Linked DNA regions of Homo sapiens: region 1 is linked to region 2. The links are chromatin loops, found by intact Hi-C in ENCODE. Cell type or tissue: natural killer cell. All regions are shown on one strand. Each heading gives the region's core, and the rest is flanking DNA. Links, peaks and the distances in the headings are about the cores only. Region 1 overlaps CCDC12 (coiled-coil domain containing 12). Region 2 overlaps SETD2 (SET domain containing 2, histone lysine methyltransferase).

Evidence for each region. Hi-C counts contacts between places; a loop is a spot of excess contacts. Peaks named below come from ENCODE experiments on the same cell type or tissue, not always from the same donor. Only the 100,000 strongest peaks of a DNase experiment are listed, where the experiment ranks them.
Region 1: a loop joins it to region 2, with 4 times the contacts of the local background. A loop is called at or near these places in 2 of 110 quality-filtered maps.

What each region holds. Positions count from the first base shown.
Region 1 is chr3:46,950,475-46,959,664 of GRCh38, forward strand. All of the region lies in intron 1 of CCDC12 (coiled-coil domain containing 12), which reads right to left. Among named protein-coding and RNA genes, the nearest start is that of CCDC12, 22 kb to the right of the region's middle. In natural killer cell, for the core only: no CTCF peak of the experiment used is centred there; DNase peaks (open chromatin) are centred at 3,397, 5,547 and 5,707; H3K27ac peaks cover 7,480 bases.
Region 2 is chr3:47,012,033-47,020,875 of GRCh38, forward strand. SETD2 (SET domain containing 2, histone lysine methyltransferase) reads right to left here. Exons shown (of 21, transcript NM_014159.7): 19 at 7,728-7,808; 20 at 5,606-5,707; 21 at 4,404-5,222. The coding sequence ends at 5,061. It also overlaps the pseudogene NRADDP. Among named protein-coding and RNA genes, the nearest start is that of NBEAL2, 37 kb to the left of the region's middle. RefSeq lists an enhancer at 777-1,276 and a silencer at 7,383-7,462. In natural killer cell, for the core only: no CTCF peak of the experiment used is centred there; DNase peaks (open chromatin) are centred at 4,969 and 5,119; H3K27ac peaks cover 2,320 bases.

The sequences.
Region 1 (9,190 bases), core at 726-8,725, 62 kb before region 2:
GCACAGCTTTTTTTTTTTTTTTGGGGTAGAGACAGGGTCTAACTATATTGCCAAGGTTGGTTTCGAGCTCCTGGGCTCAAGTAATCCTCCTGCCTTGGCCTCCCAAAGTGCTGGATTATAGGCATGAGCCACATGCCCAGCCCATTTTTTAAAATGTAACAACATTCATGTGAATGGAGCACATTATCCTTTTCTGAAAGTGCTACATTTTTTTGGCTAAGTCTCTGTATATGCTAAACTTAATTTTTAAAAGTGAGGCTCAAATGGAAATAACCTGTGTCCATAAATGGATGAATGAGTAAGAAAATTTAGTATATACACACAATGAAATACTATTCAGGCTTCAAAAAAAAAAGAGGAAATCCTGTCATTTGCAACAACATGGACAAATCTGGGGAACATTATGCTAAGCGAAATAAGCCAGGCTCAGAAAGACAAATACTGCATGATCTCACTTATATGTGGAATCTAAAACAGTAGAACTGGCCAGCCACAGTGGCTCACACCTGTAATCCCAGCATTTCGGGAGGCCGAGGCGGGTCCCAACTACCCAGGAGGCTGAGGTGGGAGGATCAAACAAGGCCACGAGGTCAAGGCTGCAGTGAGCTGTAACTGAACTACTGCACTCCAGCCTTGGCAACAGAGTGAGACTCGTATCTCAAAAAAATTAAAAATTAAAATAAAAAAATAAAAAGTAGAACTCACCGAAACAGAGACTAGATGGGTGGTTACAGAGGCTGGAGTTGCAGGAGAGGTGGAGAAAGTGAAGATGTTGGGCAAAGGACACAAAGTTCCAGTTAGGCAGGAGGAGTGTGTTTAAGGGAGCTACTGCACAGCATGGTGATCGGTTAATAATAATGTATATTCAAAATTGCTGAGCCTAGATTTTAAAGTCTCACCACAAAAAATGTTAAATCAGCTTGATTTAATCTTTCTACAACGTATATTGTAGAAACATCACGTTGTACACCATAAATATACAGCTATTATTTATCAATTAACAATTTTTAAAAAATCATTTTAGGGCTGGGCACGGTGGCTCAGGCCTGTAATCCCAGCACTTTGGGAAGCCGAGGCGGGTGGATCACGAGGTCAGGAGATCAAGACCATCCTGGCTAACACAGTGAAACCCCGTCCCTACTAAAAATACAGAAAATTAGCCGGGCGTGGTGGCGGGCACCTGCAGTCCCAGCTACTCGGGAGGCTGAGGCAGGAGAATGGCGTGAACTAGGGAGGCGGAGCTTGCAGTGAGCCAAGATTGTGCCACTGCACTCCAGCCTGGGCGACAGAACGAGACTCCGTCTCAAAAAAAAAAAAAAAAAAAATATATATATATATATATATATATACTTAATGAGGATCAAATTAACAATGATCTATCTGCTATCTGATTCCTTTAGGATTGTCAAGAGGCCCCAGGCTACAAGAACAGGCACCACCCATCTGTGAAGTTTCCCCACAGAATCCTTAATTCTGACCCCACCACAAAACTCGGTGGGTGGGTTTCAGCACATTCTCCTGTGTGGGCCAAAGGTCATGACCACTTTTAGCACAAAGGTGTTCTTCCCATGCCTTCTAATGATAACCATCCCAGACATATGATTCTACCTTTATTTCCCCACATGAGATTTTGTTTGACATCTGTCTTCCTTCCTAGACTGGAAGCTCTCAGAGGCCTCTCCATCACTGCTCACAGCACCTGGCACTAAGAGCAGCTGGACCAATAGTAAAGGAACCACCTGGGGAGGCAGAAGGCACATGCTAACTTCCCATGTTACAGGAACTTCTGTTGTGTGAGCCTTCCAACAGCACCCACGTATTCGGTTATCACTAGCCTTGTTGCACAGATGCAAGAACTGAGGCTGGACCAGGTCTGTGCATGTCATACCTAATACTCTTTCCATTGGGTAGAGCACAAGTTTTGGGAAATAAACAGAAGCCCAGCTCCCCGCTGCCACATCCTCAGTTCTTTCTACCACACATGCTGCTTGTTTATCCTTTAGTTGTCTGTTCTATCCTCTTTTCCAACAACTATCTGCACCTCTGCTTCTCTCCTGCAAAATGAAGACAAAAATCCCAACCCTGCCCACTTCTTGGGAGTGTGGTTTTAACTAGGTTCCATAAAATTGGAAGATTTTCCATTAGAAGGTGAGCCCTGGGCAGTGCCGAACCCAAATGTCACTCTTCTCTGTTCTGCATGTCTTACAACACTGTCAATTCTTTGGTAATAACAGTATGCCAGGCAACTGATTATTCCATTAATTAAACAGTAGTACTGATATTATCAAAAATAATCAATAATTAATCACTATGAAAATCTAATAAGGTCAGCACTCCTTTCTCCTACCACAGATGAGAAAAATGGAAGCCCAGGACAATTAAGTAACCCATCCAGAGTCACACAGCTAGAGGTTGCCAGGACGCAAATGGCAGGGCAGGCTTCAAGCATAGGCTGATTCCCTCTAGAACCCCTGCCCTTTGCTCTTGTCCCACTCCTGTCCCTACCTTTCACATGCAAATGGTTTCAAGTGTGTCTAGGGTGCCTCCATCTGTCATCACATGAGAGTTGACAGCTCTTTCTGGTGTCATTTCAGAGAGATACAATCAAACCCATCGAGAGCCCCAAATATTGTCATTTCTTGGCCAAGAACTCCAGTCCCAAAAGACATCACAAGGAAATAAAAGAGCAATGCATGCAGAGGTGTTTAGAGCTGTGTTTCTCACAGTAGGGAGAAGTGGAACTATGCAGTGAGCCCAACACCGTAGGGCACAGTTATGCAGGCCAGCATTCACATGATGGGCCAGGGGAGGCATTAAAATAGCGAGGCAGCACTATGCAACAGACAAACACACAAACGCCAGGGGTAAGAGTCCTATATTACATACTCATGATTGCAACCATGGCAATACCATACATACAAATGGCCAAAGACTTCACAGACTCGCACTCAACCGTGGGTAGTATTTTTTCCATCTTCCTTAATTCTGCTGTCAAAATGACTTAATAATAAAAGTAACCAGAGGAACCTAGCTGACTATGGCTCACTATCTTGACTCATACCCTAAACAGATTCTCTTGACCCTCACCTGGCTAAATGGGGAAGCAGGAAACCATGGCTGGCACTCAGGCCTGACACAGCCTTGTCAATGCCTAATGACTTTTCTCAAGCTTGGAAAAAAAAAAAAAAAAAAGTCCAGCTTTGCTGGTGCAGAAGAGGACAGGTTGAGCCTGCACACACCAGCGTCCCTCTGCAGCCTGGGACTCTAACCACAGTAGCAAATGCAGCAGCCAATTGTAGACTAAGCCCTCTTAAATCAGGATAGACATCTCCATTACTGGGGGGCTAAAAATGTCGGTTAAGAAACTAACTGGTGATGAGCAATGAAGTCACCTCCCCACCCTCTCACCCTACCCCACCATTTCCCTTTTCTTGGAGGGGAAAAAAGCCTCCTTCACCACAAAGCAGAATTCACAACCACTAGGACTTCCTCACCATTCTAAGCTCACGAGGGGAGCAGCAGTGAGCAAATCACAAAAGCAAATGATAAGGTCCATGCAGATTGGAAGACCCCTCCCCTGGTGGGAGACAGCTTCGTGTGGCACCCAGAAACCCCTTCCCCATTGCCTCACAGTGGACAGTCAGAGGAATCAGGCACAGGGGGCCCACCTGGTCAGTTCCAGGGACTGGAACAACCACCCAGACTCTCTGGTCCTGAGGACATGTGGCTGCTACCTGACCATCCCCAGATCTGTAAGGCCTGTAGAACAAAAGAAGGTGACCTTTCTCCACAAACTCTGGCTGGTAGATAGGATCCTTAGGCTGAGCCCAGGAGGGAAGAGGAGGAGAAAGCCCAACCACTATGTGTTCACTTTCGCTGGATCCAACAGAGACAGCAAGCAAGGACCTGAAAACCTCAGTGGGTGGCCCCTGTAAATGATACCCTTTCGCCTCCCACACACACCCTAGTCCCATGGCCCTGTTTACATCAATTCTGGATCCCCTAAAACAGTTTCCTTGATAGCTGCCAACGGCCCTCACTCAAACCTGGCACCAGATGCATCAACCTCTATAGCATCTATGTGACCTTTCATGTGGGTAGATTTGTTCTTAAAATGGGGTGGGTCAAGGGAATAAGAGCTACCATTTATTAAAAGAACAGGTATTTCCACCGGGCACGGTGGCTCACGCCTGGTAATCCCAGCACTCTGGGAGGCCGAGGCGGGCAGATCACAAGGTTAGGAGTTCAAGACCAGCCTGGCCAACATGGTGAAACCCCATCTCTACTAAAAATACAAAAATTAGCTGGGCATGGTGGCGGGCACCTGTAGTCCCAGCTACTCAGGAGGCTGAGCAGGAGAATCGCTTGAAACCAGAAGGAGGAGGTTGCAGTGAGCCAAGACTGCACCACTGCACTCCAACCTGGGCAAAAGAGCGAAACTCCGTCTGAAAAAAAAAGTTATTTCCCAACCAACCGACAGCCAACACCACAGCTGGGACATCAGTGTTCCTGGTATCCACGTCACACCACTGGCTTATTCAAAGCCTGTGACCAACTAAAATGCCCAGTTCTTTTCCAATGTTAACGGCTGTCAAAGCACCCCTAGTCCATGCCTAAACTACAGATCGAAGAAACCTAACTGACTTCACAATCACCCAGTGAAGTTCTTCTTGCTGTTAGCATCGCCACAGCCTGCACTTTTTAAATAAACTCTTGGACTTGTCCTCGTGGGCAAGTCTGTTTTTCCTGAGGAAAATCTCAGCCCAACTAACTCCCAAATCCATGTGCCTGCCTAGTTGCTTCTTCATTTGAATGTTTACGGAGTCTCTGAGTCTTGTCATGGGGCAGACAAAAAGGTGACTAAAGCAAGATGGCTGCCCTCAGGGAAGTCAGGGGCAGGGAAGAGAGAAGCAGACAGTGAACAGATAACCACCCTATAGTGCATCCAAAGCCTGAATGCCACTGGGAATGAGAGAAGGTGGGACCCGAGAACACCTGGAAGGCCAGCCAGGTGGGCAGGCTGTCCAGGGAGAGAAGAGGGAAGATGCAGACTGAGCGGTCAGAGAGGGGAATGTCAGGGTCACTAGAAGGAGCGGGTGTGTCCAGGCAGAGAGTGGTGATATCCAAGGGCACTGGGGAAGTGGGATGGGCCTGCCTGATGGGCTACAGACTTTATCTCACAAGCACTGAGAACCTGGAGGACAGGTAGAGAGGTGGCAACAATATGATTCGAGTATTTTATAAAGAGCATTTAGCAAAGCCCAGAAAGCAAAGGGGCCCCCCGAAAAACAAGCTGGATGTGAGTTAGGAGAGCCACCTTCTCACCCCAAGGACAGCAGAAGAGCAGCTGTCTCTGAGTCTGTCGGGAGGAACAGTCCCTTCCAACTGCAAGCTGCCATGTGGTACTTGCTCATCTACTCACACTTCACTCTTGTGCACACCAGGGCCTCTGGCCCCCACCAATACCCCGGAATCAGGTATTATCACTGCATACAAATGACCAGGTTCAGAACAACTAAGAAACTTAACCAGTGGCTCAGGGCTAATAAAAGATAGGCCCACATTTAAACAGGGGCTTTCTGATTGCATCAGGCTTTCAAAATTCTCTCAAATAAACAGCCCTAAGGCTTAGGTCTGCTTTCTGCCTAACAGCCAGAGAAGTGTGATCACATCTATTCTTACACCAAATGAGAAAAATAAGAAAACCACCAAACTGGTAGGGCTGCAGAGGCCTCAGATATGAGCTGATAGAGGATAAACTAGCAGCAGCCCAGGGAACGGTTATAAACAGCACCTGCCAAATCAGAATCTTCCACGGTAAGACCTGGGAATCTGAATGTTCAAAGAGCCCACCTACTCCTGGGTCACATCTCTAATACATGGCCCAGTTGAGGAGCCTCTGAGTGAGACCACATGCTGCCTCCTCTTCAAGAGGCTGACCTAGAAGAGAAAGCGGACTGCATGAGGCCACACTCAGCTGCCTGAGGGCTACTGTGGTCACCAAGGTGGGCTCTGGACACAGGGCAGGCAGGATAGGAAGAAACACAAAGAAATCATTCATAAGGGGCTAGGCTCAGTAGCTCACGCCTGTAATCCCAACACTTTGGGAGGTTGAGACAGGAAGATTCCTTGAGCCCAGGAGTTCAAGACCAGTCTGGGAAACATGGTGAAACCCTGTCTCTACCACAAAAAAACACAAAGCCAGGAGTGGTAGTGTGCACCTGTAGTCCCAGCTACTTGGGGGGCTGAGGTGGGGGAATCATCTGAGCCCAGGAGGTTGAGGCTGCAGTGAGATTGCACCACTGCACTCCAGCCTGGTTGACAGAGTGAGTCCCTGTCACCACCACACCCACCCCCCCAAAATAAAAATCATTCATACAACGTAAATATCCGGAGGGCCACAGGAGATCCAGGTGAAGTGTGCAGCAAGAGAAGGGGAGAAGCCAGGGCCAGACCTCGGGTCTCGACCTCAAGTAGACTGGTGTGTCCAATGCACCATGTTCCCAAGTTATTCTATGGGCTGCCCAGAGCCCGAGCTCCTCCCTTCACTTACAAAAGCTCCACCTTGAGTCTTGGGGGAGGAAGACCCTGCCCCTTACTACAGAAGCCAAAAGTGCCCCACTCACTTTCCCAGCCTGCCTTGAAGCAGGAAGGTAACTGTGGCCCTATTGATCCAATATACCCATAAGAGACTCCAAATGGTGAGTTGTGACCTGCAGAGAGGTAGGGGTGGGGTGGCACAGACTTCTCTCTAGGGAAGCTGCAATAAGATTTGATTCAAGATTGATTCCAGGGCACAGGGCAACAGGGCTAACTGTAGTATCTAGTACTCGAAGGCAGTAGCAGTTTCCTCATTGAGCCATTTTCCATTTTTCTTATGAAATGTTGGGCTTCTTTCAGGCTGTGTACCTCTAAGGCTGGCTCTCTTTCTTTTTAATTATTTTTTTTTTCTTTTACTCCTGGTAAGCTGTAAGTGGCTCGATTTCTAAAACAACAAGCACTTTGTATTCTTCTACAATCAGCCAGAATGGATTTCTGTTGTTTGCAAATAAGTGCCTTGGCTACACATGGCCATTTATAGCAATAACCTAACAACGAAGTGTGTGGCAGGCCAGGTCTCACTAACGCAGGCCTCCGTTACGTTTCAGTACTGACTGAGTAGCTAGGTTAAATATTAAAAGCTAGCCAGGGCGGCGGTGGCTCATGCCTGTAATCCCAGCACTTCAGGAGGCCAAGGTGGGTGGATCACCTGAAGTCAGGAGTTCGAGACCAGGCTGGCCAACATGATGAAACACTGTCTCTACTAAAAATACAAAAAATTAGCCGAGCATGGTGGCAGGCGCCTGTAATCCCAGCTTCTCGGGAGGCTGAGGCAGGAGAATCACTTAAACCCAGGTGGAGGAGGTTGCAGTGAGCTGAGATCGTGCCACTGCACTCCAGCCTGGCCAACAGAGCGAGACTCCATCTCAAAAATAAAAAAATAAATACACACACACACACACACACACACACACACACACACATATATATGTAAAGCTAATAGAACCAGTGCCCTTACACAAAGGCTAGAATGTAACAAAAGCCCACCAAGAGTTTGGCCTAGGCCTTTCCTGAGCCTTGAAGCACGACAAGATAACGAAGAATTCTTAACAGGATCTGTTTAGGATTAAATAAGTTTTATTGGCGGTCTGAAGAAACTCCCCAGGCCTCCACAAACAAGTTTATTGGGAGACTAAAAGGAACGCCCCAAACCTCCATGATTTAGCAGGAGACAAGATAAGGGTAATCACCCCAGCACCTGGACCCATTATATTAAGTAAACTTACTGAGGGTCCAGAGGAAGGTCTTCAGGACTCAGATCTTAGTTATAGACTAGAAGAAGTTAATCATTTAAGTCTTTAGATGAATGCACATTTACACATAGATGTATAGCTTAGAAGATATACAAGCTCTGGAAAACTTTGTAATTTTGAATTGGTCTGGTGATAATTTCCAGGCCTTCTCCCTGTAACCAGCTGCAGAAATAAAAAAAACTCCCTTCTCTCCCAGTTCATCTGCATCTCGTTATTGGGCCAAGGGAATAAGCAGCCCGACCCTCGGTTTGGTTCTGGAACAAACGCATCCAGCACTTTATAGAGCTCAAAGTTGCGTTACATTCCATTGTTCATCCAATCCCCAACGAGAACCCAAGATAAGGGCAGGGCAAAGGTTGTGATGCCCACTCCGCGAAAGGAGGAGCTGAGACTCGGGATGTTTGTTAAGTGTTCTATGAGCTTGGTCCCAGCATCCTCCCCAACTCTCCTGACCACCACAAAGGCCAGTCACTGATGTAAGCCAAGGCCCTTACCTGAGCTAGGAGCCATCTCTCCATTCCCTCCATGCCAACACACAGCTGAGCATGAAATATACCAGACCCCAGCATCAGGCACCCCAGTATGAAATGCAAAATTCTTTACAAGTCAATTTCCAGGCAAGTCAGAGGTTTACACAGCAACAAAATGTGCTGAAGCTCCTAGACTAGAAGCTATTTTAACCTCTGGTCAGCTGCTTCTTGGAGTGTCACAATCTGAGAAGTAAAGGTAAGACAGCTGTCTGCTCTCTGGTGTGATCTACAAGTGATAAAAATCCTAATTAAACCAAATTTAAACAAGTCAGAACTGGCACATTTTTTTGTGGGGGGAAATACTGCTTCACAAGGTCTTATCCCCACCTACACACACTTCCTTTAGCTACAAAGCGTTTTTAAAAATCCACATGCTCAGCATATGGAAAGGTTGAGAAAGCAGAACCACATGAGGAGTCAATACCCAGCACTAACAACTGTGTACTGTGGTACTCTGGGCCAGTTTAGCTTCTCAGAGCTGCAGTTTCTTCAACTGCTAGATGGCATGACTTAAGGGTACGCATGTGAGTGACAGCCCTACACTGTGGCTGGCACAGAGTACGTCCTCAGTCAGTAGGCGCCAACCACAGTGATGATGATGGTGGAGCCTGAGACTCTCACCTGTGTCTTCGGGGTGAGGCCCTCTCATCCCGTGACAAAGGGGTCACATAACAGATCCCCACATTCATGCCTTGTTCCTTCCCTCAGTTCACCCAGAGCAGCCATCAGTGTCACCCGGAGGAAGCCCCAGCCCTTGCCCTCGAGCTACCACAGTTGAGAAGAGCAGACCCTACACGTGTGCAGAGA
Region 2 (8,843 bases), core at 844-8,843:
ATATGTCAGATGGAGAAGGGAGATTGGCAAGAGCAGAAGTCTGGAAGGTTATGAGAACAGGGTGCATCTAGGAAGGACAAGGTGTCCAGAGTGGTAAGCAAAGGGGAAGAAGTAGATGAAAATGGAAAAATAGGCCAGACAGCTCCTGATGCTGTGGTATAAGCTTTTGACTCTAATAGTAGGGACTACTGGCTTCAAATCTTTTTGGCAACAAAGTTTAGGTGAGGCTACCCAGGGACCCTAGCCTTTGTTCCTTGCTCCTGACCTGATCTGTCTTTTCTTCCACAGGTAAGATCCTGAGGAGGCAGGAGAGGGACAGGGAAGGAGTATGGGTAGGGGCAGGAGGAGCCCTGGCCCCCAATACCTCCTCCCCTTTCCTCCTGGAGTCTCCAAGAGGTCTCAGGCAGCATCATCCCAGTCTACTGTACCCTTCTGGCCACTGTGGTCCTCGGTCTGCTTGCCTACATGGCCTTCAAGTGGTAGGTGGTCTGGGCACTGCCCTGTGGCACCCCCTTCCCTGTCTGGACTCCCAACCAATTCCCTGTCTTGAAGGTGGGGGCAGGTTGGTAGGTCTCCCTTTCTCCCCACAGCTGGCGCTCACATAAACAAAGACAGCAGCTGGCCAAAGCTCGAACTGCAGAGCTGGGAGGTCTCAACAAGGACCAGATGCATGGGGATAGCAGTGTCTTCCTGGACTCTCCTAGCAGTCTGGAGCCCTGTGCCCCCAGCCAGGGTGAGCCCCTTTCCCAGAACTGCCTCACCACCCAGCCCTTGTGTGATCCTCATGTCTCCTGCCCCAGGACCACATCCTGAGCTTGGGTGCCGACTTCACCTTGATCTCCCTCGGCAGCACCAGGAGAAAGTGGAGCGGCTGTTAGAGGTGTCACGTGAACCTGACAAGGGCTGGCGGGGACTGGCAGACCATCTGGGCTACCAAGCTGAGGCTGTAGAAATCATGGCCCAAGGCCAGGTGTGAGCCTACACACTGCTGAGGGACTGGGCTATCCAAGAAGACAGTGGTGCCACCCACAAGGTGCTAGAGAATGCCCTGGTTGCCATGGGCCAGGAAGATGTGGTCCAGGTCCTGGGCCCCCAAGCTGAGGGCTGTTCTGTGGTGTGAGTGCTGTCTCCATAGCCTGCACTCTCGGAGACTGCTCCGGTGCTCCCCTACCCCCATCTCATATATCTTTCCCTTTGTGGGCTTCCTGGGGTTGCTGGGCTCAGCCTGCTCTGTTCTGGGGAAGAAAACCGAAGATCCAGCCACCATTCACTTCCCCTTATCCACCCATCCCCTCCAGAAGAGGGCCCAGGATATGGTGGGGAGTGGGCAGTGAGGAGTGGTTCTGCCCTTTGGATCCCTACTCCACCTCCTCTTATTAAGCCTCAGCTGGTTTTGCTACTTTTGTAACCCATATTAAAGGTGATTCGGACTTTTCCGCTGGCTCTATCTGGCTCCTTGGGCCTGTGAGACAGTTGAGTGGGTGGCTATGAGGCAGAGGCCCAGAAAAGGGGTGGGGGTCCCTAGGCTGTGGGAGGGGCCTCTCCAAGCAGCACCTGGGATGGCAGGCAGTGTGATCCTATAGGATGCATGGGCTCTGGAGGCACAGATCAGAGTTCATATCCTGCGCCTACTACCATTTGCTGGCTTTATCATGTTTGGAAGGTATTTTACCTTGCTGATTATTTTACCTTGCTGATTATTTTACCTTGGTATTTTATCAACTTCCTTAGCTGGAGAACAGTAAGTTTAAGTGACACATTCAGTAGTTTCCCCCACACCTAAGACTCCCAGGTTGGTGCTGAGGGACCCTGGGTTTGAGATCATTTTCCTGACTTGTTCTATGAGCAGCACCAAGGGGAGGCTGGAGGCCTGTTCCTCTAGACAGGAGGCAAGAAGCAGGCTGGTCCTGGGCAGTTAATTACCAAGGGCCTCAGGTCACCTCTAGATAAGAAAAAAGAAAACGCTCTCTTTACAAGACCTGAACTCAGGACAAGGAGTTCCAAATGTACTTCCACATCTGCTCATGTGGTTGCTACACATGCCAAGGACAGGTGGGTCTCCTGGGCAGCTCAGGACAAGGCAGGTGCAGCCAAGTCCATGCATATGCACTCCATACATATGCCCACCCCAAAGGGGGAGGCAGGTAGGTTGGCACAATAAGTGCCTTTTGAAGAAGGTGCTATAAAAGACAAGCCTTGCCTAGGAAGGAACAATGGCTACCATCCTGGCATCTATCAGCATAAGTAGGCTTCAGAAGCACAGCCATCCAAACTCACTCAGAAGACATGGGTTCCAGTCATGGTCTAGGGGGGCCCAAGGTAGATCCTGTCCCTCTGCTAAAATGAGATGCAACTAAGATTGACTACTCTGTGAGTACCAAGCTCATCAGATTGCTGCTACTGCTACCCTCAGAAATAGTTGACCAGGGCTGCTTAATACTCTGTAAATCTTTCCCTTAAACTAAGGAAGAACCGGAAGTTTATAGCCACCTTCCTCCTCAGATGACCTTAGGGCAATAACCCTGAAGAATCAGGAGAGAAAGCAGGGAAGATACGCACCAGCTGCTGGAGACATCATAACCTGGAGATTTGGGTCAAAACCATGCATTTGATTTGGTTGCAAGCAGCAGTGCATGTGGCTGTACCCCTGCACTGTAAACCCACTGAAAAAGAAATGCCCCCTTTCAATGTGCTTAAGCATATTAACTAAAATATTCTCTGTAACAGACATAATTCCAAGACGTTAAGAGGGTTGAGCAAATTACCATCTGCGCATGTGATATAATAATATGCTTTAGGCCAGGCGTGGTGGCTCACGCCTGTAATCCCAGCACTTTGGGAGGCCGAGATGGGTGGATCACCTGAGGTCAGGAGTTTGAGACCAGCCTGACCAACATGGAGAAACCCCATCTCTACTAAAAATACAAAATTAGCCGGGCATGGTGGTGCATGCCTGTAATCTCAGCTACTAGGGAGGCTGAGGCAGGAGAATCGCTTGAACCTGGGAGGCAGAGGTCGCAGTGAGCCAAGATCGTGCGACTGCACTCCAGCCTGGACAAGAGCGAAACTCTGTCTCAAAAAAAAAAAGTGCTTTACAGTTTTGAAGGCTGCAGTATCATGAGAAAACAATAGCATGTCTAAGTTTAAAATAAGGATTTTCCCCTCTTTTAACACTTCCTTTAATATGAGGATATTAGAAGAGTTACTGAACCTCTCTGACCCTTAGTTTTCCTCATTATAGTGCCAATTCCTGTGCCTCAGGACTGTGACCACAACCTGAGCTCTAAGTGCTCAGCACAGTGCCTAGCAGGCAGTGACTGCTCTAATTGCTACTCACCCTGCCAAAGATTTGGCAGGCCACAACCTGACCTGACCTCAAGAACACTGCTGCAGCAGGCAGAATAACCCTGGTGAGAAACAGGTGGGACCAACCTTTTTGCAAAGATGGGCCCAGTCTGGCCTGAAGCCCTTAGCCTTCCTCACTGCCTAGATAACTGATCCAACAAGTGGGAGAGAGGTCTCTCACCAAGCCCTGCATCTTCCTGGAAATGTTCACTATCATCATAACCTGTGCACTATACCTCTTTTATAGGGGTCCTATCCTGTCCTCTAGTGTCCAACCCCAGTGTTAGGGAGCACAGTGGGAAGCTAGGGAACCCAAACATCAAATGAGCATTTCAAACCAGGTGTCCAACACTTTGGGAGTCTAAAGCAGGAGCATTACTTGAGGCCTGGAAGTCAAGACCAGCCTGGGTAACATAGCAAGACCCTGTGTCTCTACAAAAATTTTTAAAAAGTATTAGCTAATAGTCCTAGCTACTCCAGAGGCTGAGGCAAGAAGACTGCTTGGGCCCAGGAGTTCAGGGATGCAATGAGCTATGATCACACCACTGCGTTCCAGCCCGGGCAACAAAGCGAGACCCTTTCTCCCCACCCCCCTCCCCCACCCCCCCCCAAAAAAAGCATTCCAGTGGGCTCAGAAAAATCAAGTCCATGGGGGAGAAAAGATTCAATGCTTCTCTCCAGCCAGGAGAAAGTATCAAGGGAGAAGATAAATTTGCCTTTCTCTTGACTGATAATTAACCAAAATAAAGAAGCCTAGTGCCAAAGAGGCCCTAGATGCTGCTTCTTTTGCTCTGGAATGCATGTGCAAATTGACCCAATGCCTGAGCACAGCCAAAAGATCCCAAGCCTACAAGTGTCAGTCACCTGGCAAATGTGCAAATGTCTGCCCCAGTCATAGTAGGACCTGTGGAGAATGAACAAGTCCTGTAATAAAATCCAATCACAGGGATTAACCTTGGACTTCACACACCTAAGGCCACTCACTATCTCTCCTTCTTCCAGTGACATCATTACACACAAATATGCTTGATTAACTTTTAGGGAACACACATGCCAAGTTCTTTAATTGATTTTATTTTTTTACATAAAAAGTTCAGTAAAAATTGGATAAAGTAAAGTGATTTTAAGCAGTAAATCAATCTTATCAACATAGCACAAGGCTGGCCAAAACCACAAGGCAGCCTGCTTTAGAATATTTACATGATAACAAATTAAACCTTGCAGGAGAACTTAAACTGTCCTTACAAAGTCTTCCTGTGATCCTAGCATGTAGAGGCTAAAAGCAAAACGAAAACCAAACAAAAACCAGGAAAAAACAAATTATTTTCAATATATTCACATATACATTAAAATATAATACAGATCATCAGGGTAAAGGGTTGTGGGTGGGGATGCGCATGGGTCTGTGCGCTGACAGCACCGCCAAGGAGAAGACCCAGGTTTAAGAGTGGAGTCAGGTCTGGCCAGGGTCTTTTCTAAGCCCTTGCACCTCTGATGGCTTCTAACCACATGCCAACAGCTCACAACTAGGTAATCACTTGTAGATGGAGTTCATTTTTGTGGCCTTCAGTTGACATCTGCAGGGTTGAATTCCCCAGGGTGATGTATCATCAGTAGCACAGTGCTGACAGGGGTGGGACAGAAAGGCCCACAGGATTTCCTCTCCCTAGAGTCTGTCTTACCTGACCACCCATCCTCCCACCCTGGCCCAACAGTCACTCTAATTCAGTGTCCTCTTTGGGTTTGTAAACAGCCCCAAACTTCTGCATGTACTTCTTAATGTACTCCTTGGTTTTGTGTTTCACATTCTCATTGCACTCCAGGTCCTCAGGATTCTTACAGTACTTCAGCTCCTTATTCATAACACCGTGAGTCAGCTGTCCAGGGCACAGGAAGAGAGACCACAGCCACCAATCAGAGCAGAAATTATATGAGGGGGAGGACAGGGGTGGTAATCCAGCCTGCTGCTTCAGGGCCCTTCTCACCAAGACAGGAAGTTAATAAGGGGGTAGATGTTGGGGCAGGCTGGTGCTATGATCACCAGAAAGGACAAGCTGAGCTCTGAAAATTTCTTAGAGAACTACTGCTGTCATGTAAGGTACGCATCCCTCCCCAAACCTTCCCTCCCCGTTCCTGGGTCCCCAGCTCTGACATCTGACAAGAAAAAAAAAAATACTTTCTATGATGAAAAGGGCTTCTTAGAAGGTACACAGTTTGCCCAGAACATTGCCTGGTGGGCTACCAAAAGCAAGGGGAGTACCTTGCGAGCCAGATGTTTAAAGTCTTCAGTTGTGGTAATTCTTCCCACTTTGCAGTCAGGTTTCCGGTAAGGGTTCAGGCACTGGACGATGAACTGGGACATCTGCAGGCAGAGAAAAGAGAACACGTTGCTCAACAGTCCAGAGAGGGCAAGGAGTTGTACTGAGGAAATAACTAGAAAAGGTAGTGAGTAAAGCCAGCCAATCCTTCTCCTTTTCCTCCCTCAGGTTAACTGGTTTGGACAGTGGAATACTAGTAAGCCAGTAAGATCTGAGAAAAGGATACGGGCTCAGCCTGAGAGGGAAAGAGCTCCCCTGGATGGACTAAGCAAGCCTTAAAGGAGGCTGGAGGGACTCAACAGCATGACTTCAATGCTGAGTCCTTCAGCAGCCCCAGGTTTCAGTCAATGAATTTTGTGTCCTTGGCATAAAGACAGTAGCTGGGTTCTCTGGGCCCTGGAGGCAAGGCAGAGCACAGCAGGTGTTCCAGAGCTTCTATGAGGCTTAGCAATCCCAGGAACCACAGGAATTTTGTCATTGAAGGGTACTTAGATTCTTTAAGTGGTCATACCACAGCATGTGAAGCAGATGGAAGCATGATATGACAGCCAGCAAAGGAAAACCTAAGCAGAATCCTTTTCCTTCCACCACTTACTATGTCCTCCCTGGGCTGTCTAAGTATGGTCTGTCCTACCCAGGTGCTCCCAAACACTCTAGGAATAGGACCTTCAGAGGTATTTGTGGTGCTAAGATCATAGGGGACAAAGAGAATAAAGAGGCCAGTCATAGCCATTTCATCAGAGAGCACTTTGAACAAAGTCTACCCATCACTAAAATTCAGTGAGCCTTCAGGTGTTCAAAGAACAAGGCTATATCACAAGGTAGGCACTAAATAAACAGCTGCTGGTTCAATGAGCTGAAATACCAGTATGTTCACAAAGGGACCATAAGAAACTAAATTTTATCCCTGCATAAGCCTTTTAACTCAAGGTTTTTCTGGGGTTTCCTGGCCTCCAAACTCTCTTCCTTCAGTCTATCCCCTCAAACACAGATAGGGATTTCATTACCCCCTGCTTAAAATTCTGCAATGGTTCCCGATAACCCACAGACACATAGTTCCTATATGAAGAAGAACAATACCATTCCACCTCATTTTCAACAGCCCTCCCATATCTTGTGCTATAGCCCATCAGGCCACTTACAACTCCCTGGAAGGGAAGATGCTCTCTCTTGCCTCTGTACATTCTATTGATATAAGTTAGATCCCCTGCTGATCCATCTGGCCAATTCCTACCCCTGATTCAAGCGCCCTTCCTGACTGCCCAGATTGTGGCTCCCAGCCCTAATATGGCATACTTTTCACACAGCTGTCGCTACTTATTTACAGGTCTGTTTCTTCCAAAACACTACAAGCCCCTTCAGTGAATGAAGATTGGAGTTTAGAACCTAGATGCTATGAAGCAGACAAGTTTAGTGTCTTGATGGTTGGTAAGACACACTTCTGGTAGCATAAAAAGGAGCAGCATTCTCCCAAGCCCTGGAGAATTAGGCAGCTACCAAATGAGATATTACAGAAAGAGAACTGGACTTTGAGCCAGAACGCCTGAGTTCAAATCTTTTGTCTAGAACTTGCCTTCTCTGAACCTTAAGAGTTCTTTCACCTGAATAAGAGGAAAGGCAATCTGTCTTGCCTACCTCAAGGGCTGTTGTGGGGACAAAATGAGTCAATGGGTACTGAAGTGCTTAACCAGTTGAAAAAGGCCACACCTCTTTCACCAATGTGTCATTCACATAACAACTAAGTCAAATCACAGAAGCAAGAGGAATACCCAAAGACAAGGCAGCCTACCACTACAGACAGCTTTCTTTTGCCATAGATGCTACAGAAGGCCCACAGTCAAACAAGCAAATGTGGTCTGAGAGGGGCTCCTGTCAAGCCAAGAAAAGATGGCTGAGGAGTTTTCAGTGCTAAAAGAAGCACTTCAGCAAGACATACACACAAGGAACACCTTGTGTTCCTGCCTATCTTGGGGCAAAGGAGATATTCGACATACTTAGGACAAGAAATGAAAGGGTTCAGATTTAAGCCTGAGGAGCTTAGTGCTTATATCCACCAAACCTTACCTCTTTTCTGAATACTTCTTTGCTTTTCTTTGCTAGTTCACTGGAGGTGTCTGCTTCTGCTGTCTTGGGCTTTTTCGAGGCCTAAAAATGGAGGAGAAAACACAGTGGTGCTGGCATGAGAAGTCAGTTTAGTGATGCCCTACTGTCCCAGAACCCTCCTTTCTTTCCCCTAGCAGGGATACCTGATTCTTGGTATTAGAATCCGTTTAGAGGCCCTGACTCAGGTACAAGGCCTGGAGTCAACTTGGCTATTATGTTTCAAATCCTGTTACATGGTTTGGCTCTCCTTCTTATAAGTTAAGTTCCAATTCTCTACCCTAAGTCAAAGCTACAACTTTGATATAGCCACACATTTCAGAGTCACTCATGTCCCTGTTCTGGGTTCAGCTCCCTGAACTATCAAGCAAGGCCGGCACAAAACAAGCTCCATCTCTCCCACCTCTGACACTCTAGGATTCCAGGACAGAGGCGAAATGCTCTGTTCTGAAGACTCTTGAATACTCATCACCTTTCCTCCAAAGGTGGAGTTGGCTAGACTGTAGAAGACAGTCTCAGTATGCAAGAGAGGCTCCTTGGAGGTTGGTACCTTCAGTTTAGGAACAGAAAGATTAAGGAAGTATCACGATATTGACGGGGAGGTGATGAAGGTCATCAAAGCCAGTGAACAGATAAGTAGATGATGACACAGAAGATACTCTATGTCCCCAGCTGGCAAGATAATGACAAACCCAGGAACATTCCCTTCCAGCACTGCTAGAGGGAGGCTTCCAAGTTCCCTCTAACTAGGTACTGCACCAGGAGGCGATGAGTTGGAAGCTTTGGTATTCAGAGCACCTGTCATGCAGGCCATCTCCCCATACCTTTGCCCACCACTAGCCATCAGGCCCCTTCCCAGTAAATGTGCTTTTCCACGGAAAATAATAATTATGAGCATTCCCCTCCAAATATAAGTTACTTCATAATGGATCTAGAAGCTGGAGTTGATATTATAGGTACTTCACACTTTTTTGTTAGGGGCACAGGGTAGAATAATTTTCCTGCTCCCCACCCATCTCCTGGTTCTGCTTCTTCCATTTCCATAAACAGTATGAAGGCTCTGGTTCTAAAGCAGCTGGA